Linked DNA regions of Mus musculus: region 1 is linked to region 2. Evidence: chromatin contacts called from ENCODE POLR2A ChIA-PET data. All regions are on one chromosome and are shown on one strand. Each heading gives the region's core, a stretch centred on a gene start or an enhancer-like site at or near the end of the contact. The rest is flanking DNA. Distances are from core to core; before and after follow the strand shown. Region 1 holds the start of Prr12 (proline rich 12). Region 2 holds the start of Akt1s1 (AKT1 substrate 1 (proline-rich)).

Region 1 (3,304 bases), core at 13-2,512, 200 kb before region 2:
CCCCCAGGCCTTCCCACCTATGAGCAGGCTTTAGCAGCCTCCGGGGTGCACGACGCACCTCCGCCCCCTTACTCCAGGTATGAGGCGGGGCTTCTGCCTGGGTGGTGCCAGAGGGAGGGGGGGGGAGAGGCAACGCGTGGGAGGGGCGTGTCCCCAAGGGCAGGGCTTGGTGCTTAGGAAAACCTACATAGGGCGGAGCTTGCAGGGGAGGGCGGACCCTACGCAATTGTCTATAGGGGCGTGGATCAGCCTTGCAAGAGTGCAGCTTTTGAGGAAGGTGGGGCTTGTGCCTACAGGATTGAGGATTGGCTGAGGCACCAAGGGCGGGTCGGTGTAGGCTCGGTGGAGGGGGCGGCTGGGATGTTTGACTCTGCACTCCCAACCCCCATCCCCGATAGCCTCAGAAGGCCTCACTGAAGACCTGCTTGCAGCGCGGGCTCCCTGAACTGTGCCCCTGATTCATAGCGGATTCCGGAAGTCGCCAGCTTCTTCGACGACTGGGCTTCAGTGTGTCCGTGGGGGAGTCAGGGTCGTCGGACCCGAGGTCTACCATGACACACGTGTTTCCGCCGGGCACGCATACACGCACGTCCCTGACCATCCTGTTGCCGAGTTGGTGCCCCCGGCCCTCCAGTGACCCCCCCCCACACTTCGTCTGAGCAGTGGCCCTGCCTCAGAATGGGCAGACCTTTTAGGAAACTCGGATCAGACGTGACTCGGCTGTCACTCCACTGGTGCCGCGGGGCACGTACGCGCAGGGAACCAGGCCCTTGCACACGCCTGACTTCGTGTATTTCCCCAGTCGGGCACATGGGCGGTTTGTAATCCAGTATAAAGGTGGGGGGCGCATTTGCAATGTGCTGTAAGCGGGGTGTCACGCTTGTGTTGCACCCGGGTAAATGGAGTTGATCTGAGCTGCCCTCTGCTTAAAAACCCTTTGGGAAAGGAAGGGGGGATGGAAGAAATAAAAAATTGAAACAATGAGAAAAAAATAAAAATGCAAAAGAACTGAGCCCCCTTTCTGGGCGCATTTGCGCGCGGTGGAACTGAATCTCTGTGTACAGGCGCTGTGCCCTACACCCCCAGGCTCCGCTGGTGCGCTCGCGCTCACTCGCTTACCCCCCCCCCCCGCCTCCCAGGCTCCGCTAGTGCTCGCTCGCGCTCTCTCTCTCTCTTTTTTTTTTTTTTTTACATTTGCACGGGATTGTGGGAGGAAGCGGAGCGCAGCCAGACACCCCGCCGCCCGCCCCCCTTCCCCTCCCCCCTCCCCCTGCCGCCTTGTGCAAAGATGGCTGCACCGTGAGCGCAGAGGAGGAGGAGGTGGCGGCGGCGGAGGCGAAAGAGCGAGCACCCAGCGCCCGCACCCACTCCGGGGCCGTCCGGGACGCCCCCTCCGGAGCGCGCGTCCCCTTCTCTCTTGCAAGCGCCGGGGCAAAGGCGGAGACAGCGGGGTCCCTCCTCCCCCCTTTCCCTCCTCCAGGGGGAACCCCCCCTCCTTGGCTCAGCGGCTGCACCCCTCCTTTGCCCGCCCCTCCGTCCCTGCCCCCTCCCTCCCCCGCCCGGGGCCTTCCCGGGCCTTCGGTGGCCGCAAAGAAAAAAAAAGAGAAAGGGAGGAAAAAAAGCAGCGGAGGGAGCGGCGGCGGAGGAGAGCGCGCGCGCTCCCCCTCCTTTCCCCCTCCCTCCCCCTCCCCCCAATTTCCACCGCGGCCAATTCATGGACAGGAACTACCCCAGCGCCGGCTTCGGGGACCCGCTCGGCGCCGGGGCGGGATGGAGTTACGAGAGGTCAGCGAAAGCTAGGTAAGGAGCTGAGGGGGACCTAGAGAAATGGGCCAAGAGGTGGGGGGATTCCTGCCTGGCCTGGGCCTGGGGCCCGCTCGGCAACGCGTGCATCGCCAACTCCCCCTCCGATTTTTGCAAGGGAGCGGCCTTCTTTGGGTTTGTAACAACGCCGCCGCCCCAGTTTGCAAATTGCAAACTCCGCCAAAGCCAGCTCCTGCTTGCAAAAGAGAGAAACGAAGCAGGCAAGGCGCAAAAACAAATTCGAACCGGGAAGGCCTTGGGAAGATGGGAAGGGTTGGCGAAGCAAGGCCTGGACTTGCCCCCCATCTTTGGATTCCCGGCGTGCTGACCCCTCCCCCCGGGCGCCCCTGGCTCTGCAACTGCAAAGGTGGGAGGAAAAGAGAATCAGCTCGCAGACCTGGGGGGCTGCACCCCCTCCCAGGTCCTATTGTTCCGGGGCTGCAGGAGGCCGGGCCACTCGGTCCCTCCCCCCTCCAAGAAATTCCCCGCGCAGAGTGGGCAAGGGGCCCCGCCCCCTTCTTAAACTAGAATTCTGTGTGTTTGGGGGGGTCCTGAGATTAGGGACACGCCCCCTTCTGCTCCCCACCTTGCTCAAAGCTGTGAATCCTGGTTGATGGCGCGCTGTTTGCCCTCTGGTGCAAGGCCACGGATTTGGGCCCTTTCTGGAACAGAGTCGTGTCTCTTCCCCGTTTGTGTTTGTGTGTGTGAGCGTGGGCCCTGTGCACGCGTGGCTAGCCGCGTGTTCACCCGTGAACCTGCCTCTTGTAGTTTAATCTGTGTCCTCACTCTTCACCTGCCCTTCACCCTCCTCCCCCTCCACACTTAGCTTTCCCCAGCGTGTATAAATTTTTAGAGTGGGACTTCACACTCGGGACCTTTTCTTTTGCACGGGTGAATTGAACTCCTGTTTGTACACGCATCTGGCTTCACTTAGGCCGGTGCATTTGAACCTCAGCCCCTAGGGATGCAACGAATTCGTGTCAGGACTTGTACCTGGGACTTTCCCTGTGTCCTGTCCCCTCCCCACCTTCTCCCCTTGCCATTTGGGACACAAGCTACCTCCTGCTCCTGGCCTGGCTGGATTCCTTTCCTAATTCAGGGTCCGTGTCGTTTCAGCGGGTCTTGGGTTGTCCGTGCGTCCTTGCAGTGTTGGACCTTTCGTTCTGTTGTGGCATGGGAGGACTTCAAGGGAGGACCACACCTTTCACGTTGACTATTTGCTTCCCCTGACTTTCTCCGTCCCCAGTGTGTCCTCGCATGCCCGTGTTTGCAAACGTGGGACTCTTAAGTGCTCCAGAATGACATTTTTTAACCCCCTCCCCCGCCATGGGATGACTGGATTCCCTAGTGTTATCTCTGGGTTCTTTGGAGTAACACCTCCATTCAGTTGAGAAGCCCCTCCTAGCCCCCTTCCCAGAGGATAGCTTGAGAGAATACTCTGACATCTCTCTCTTGCTCCCAGCTTGGTCTACGGCAGCTCCCGGACTTCCCACCCAGAAAC
Region 2 (3,234 bases), core at 162-2,661:
TGAAGGCGGCTGGAATGAGGGCAACTTACTCCAACCTCCTAGGCCTATGGCCTCCTATGAGGCAAGACTCTGGGGCAAACCAGGAAGGGGGAGCTGTCCAGCGGGAAGGTGCAGGCCTCCCAGGACAGTTGTGAAGAGAGATAGAAAAGAAAACGGCCGCAGCACGGGACACGGTGCGGGACGTCCAAGAAGGATCCTACCACCGAAGTGAGGCCGCCGACCAGGGCTACACCACGCCCGCAGCCCAGAGAGGCCCCTGCTCTAGGAACACAACAGGAAATCCCGCCCCCGGTGGGGATCGGGACCGGAAGTCCCGCCCGGGGCGCCCCCTCACCCACCCGCGACCCCCAGCACACACAGCCGTATGGACATGGTTCACCGCCAGCGTGAGGGTTCCAGCCCGTCGGCACCCCCGCAGTGAAGCTCGTCTACACTTCGTCGCGAGTCAGACACATGGGGTTGAGCGTGAGCTCTTTCAGCAGTCGGCCAGGAGTCGCAGGACGATCACTGCCCCCCTGACCTATGCAGTCCATACCCTTCCCACGGGGGCTCGCCCTCCCACTGCCCCTCAACCTCAGGAAGGCCAGACCCTCCCCAAACCCCAGCTCACAACGCCGCCTCCACTCACGTGCCCGTAGCCAGCATGGCCGGCCAGGCGCCGTCGCCGCCCTCAAAAGGCATGGCGGCTTCTTGCGTCATTTCCGTGTGGCTGCCCCTCCTCCATTGTGTACACTCCCCCTCCCTTATCCTGCATGCCTCAAATCAAAATAGCAACTAGAAGCTCCGTCGGCAAGCCGTGGGCAAGAGCGACAGCAAGGGTGCCCACGGATGGAAAATACGGCAAAAGACTTTTGCTACTGTTTCGAATTGCCCGCAACAACTATGACCGCATGCCCATGCTCACACAAGCGTAGGCAAGCGGCATGACTGCATGCCCATGCTCACACGCAAGCGGCATGACGTCCCTCGTTCGTATTCAACGTCTGCTCCCGTCCCGACGTGGCAGTTAGTATGGCTTCATATGCCTATAAAGCATATGGACACTTCCTTCCGTCCACACTAGACCCCCTCCTCTAGGCCCTCGCTCGTTCCCTTTAACACAAAGCTGGCAAAGATTCAATATGGCAGCGTTTCTTGCTTCGGTTTGCCCAGTTTCAAGATGGTGGTGCAGTCCTCTTTCCACGGTGACTCAGAAATTTGGGGCAGCTTCGTTTCCAGGAGCACTGACGGCTTCACCCTTTATCCCGAGCCCCTCAGCGCCTCTGGTGCCATACCGCTTCTCTCACCTTTTCCTCTCTCCGTTTCGCTTTTCCAGCACCCCGCCGTCGTGCCCCGCAAAGAGATGGTAGTGCCCCGCATTAACATGGCTTCCACCAAGCCGCTCTGGTTTGTCCTCGAGAAAAACGGCACAGTATTGGCTTCGATGCCAGTATAAAATATGGAGAGGGCCAAGGAGGCGTTCCCGAGCGATCACGAGTTGGGCTGCGAGCATGGGTCCTCCTACTTGTTTACTTCGTGGCGAGAGTGGCGCAGTGCGCCTGCGCCGTCCCGCTGACCCTTGCCAACTTTGCGTTCTACACCTCGTGACCTATGTCTTCGAGTTTCTACTACCCTGTTCAAACAGATGGTCTCACCCACTGCAGCCTTAACAACCTCGGGGACGCTACCACTATCTAGCCTGGAAGGGAGCGTTATTTTTCCGGATATGACACCAAGTTGACCCGGAAAAGGAGGAGATAGGGGCAGTGGAACCTCCGCGGCGGCAATGGAAGGATCCAGCTACAGGGTAAGACTTTGGAAATCATTCCCTCGCTCATCTACAGGAGACGCCCCCCACTGATGGTCCGCTTCCACCTTCTGCTGTGCAGGGATTAGGCCGAGTCAACTTAGCAAGCACCAGCTTCTAGTTACGATGCTGTTGTCACTCTCCGCAGTCCTTAGGGAGAGCCTCCCTTAGCCCCGCCCCCTGGAAAACGCACGCCCATCTGGGGTGCGAGGCGGGACTGTAGACTCGCCACGCCCCATCTCCGCTTGTCAGTCAGGGGCTCTAGACCCCGCCCCTGGGGAAAACGCCTCCCTTAGACCCTTGGCTTTCACTAGGTGGTGTTTGAAAAGGGAGGCGTGTACCTGCACACCAGCGCCCGGAAACACCAGGATCCAGACTCGCTCATCGCCGGCGTCATACGAGTGGTGGAAAAGGTGGGCCGGGATGGAGGTGACATGTGTGGGAACTTCGAATTGAGGGATGAGGGGCATTCGGGTGACTCTACTAAGTCCTCCCCATGTCCCTCAGGACAGCGACGTCTTTCTGCACTGGGCTCCGGTGGAGGAGGCTGGAGACCCAACCCAGATTCTCTTCAAGAAGGTAGGCGACTCGCTCCTCTTCCCCACTCTAGTGGAAGGCAGGGAGTACTCGGGAACCTGTGAGCCTGTTTGCTTTCTGAAATGACCTAATGCCATATCCTTTTGGCTCCTTAGGGGACCCTGCTGGGTTCAGACTTCTCAAGGGGTGTGGCCTAGTTTTGGTCTGAGGCAGCTTTCTTTCCTCTCTGTTTGCTTTACGTTTATTTATTACATTTATTTATTGTGTGTGTGCATTCACATGCCACGGTGTGGGTGTGTGGAGGTCAGAGGATAACCTGTGGTAGCAGGTTCTCTCCTTCCACCGAGTGGGCTCCAGGGTTGAACCCAGGTTGCCGGTTTTGGCAGCAAGTCCAGAACCCTCTCACTAAGCGCAAAGATTTAGATTGTGTGGGGTGTGGAGGGGGTGTGAATGTGTGAGCATGTGTGTGCACTACCTGTGAGTGCATGCAGAAGACAGCACTGCAGACACATGCTGGAGCTTTGGATGGTATGTGGGGACTGGGATCTGAACTCTGGTCTCTGGGACTGTACAGTAAGCCTTGCTAACTACTACACTATCTTTCTGGCCATAGATGACTTATTTGCTTATTTGTGTGTGTTCTACTCGGAGGGGTCATTCATTTCTCCTTGTGGGTTCTCTGGACTGAACTTAGGCCATCTGTCTTACCCATTGAGCCTATGTCTGGCCCTGCTCAACAGTATCCCCTGTCTGTCCATCATCAGTGCCCCCTGTAGACTCACAGCTAGTTACAATGACAATGGCTACCACTTGAAGCTCTTTATTCAGTTACAGTGAAAAGTCAGAAGGACACAGAGGAATCTTGACAAGAACACAGAAAGGGCTGAGAGCAGGGGTGTGAGTCTGTTCTT

What was found. ChIA-PET counts read pairs that join two places held with the same protein, here RNA polymerase II (POLR2A).
Region 1: POLR2A ChIA-PET joins it to region 2 with 20 read pairs in embryonic stem cell. The contact joins the promoter of Prr12 here to the promoter of Akt1s1 in region 2. POLR2A ChIA-PET finds 5 or more read pairs at or near these places in 3 of 5 experiments (Patski and embryonic stem cell).

The regions. Positions count from the first base shown.
Region 1 is chr7:45,051,292-45,054,595 of GRCm38, reverse strand. Prr12 (proline rich 12) reads left to right here and starts at 1,262. Exons shown (of 14, transcript NM_175022.3): 1 at 1,262-1,800; 2 at 3,266-3,304. The coding sequence starts at 1,715. Prrg2 (proline-rich Gla (G-carboxyglutamic acid) polypeptide 2) reads left to right here. Exons shown (of 7, transcript NM_022999.1): 6 at 1-77; 7 at 399-992. The coding sequence ends at 417.
Region 2 is chr7:44,847,401-44,850,634 of GRCm38, reverse strand. Akt1s1 (AKT1 substrate 1 (proline-rich)) reads right to left here and starts at 1,411. Exons shown (of 5, transcript NM_026270.4): 1 at 1,287-1,411. Tbc1d17 (TBC1 domain family, member 17) reads left to right here and starts at 1,556. Exons shown (of 17, transcript NM_001042655.1): 1 at 1,556-1,786; 2 at 2,101-2,199; 3 at 2,294-2,365. The coding sequence starts at 1,766. It overlaps Mir707 (microRNA 707), which reads right to left and starts at 936; the gene lies at 864-936.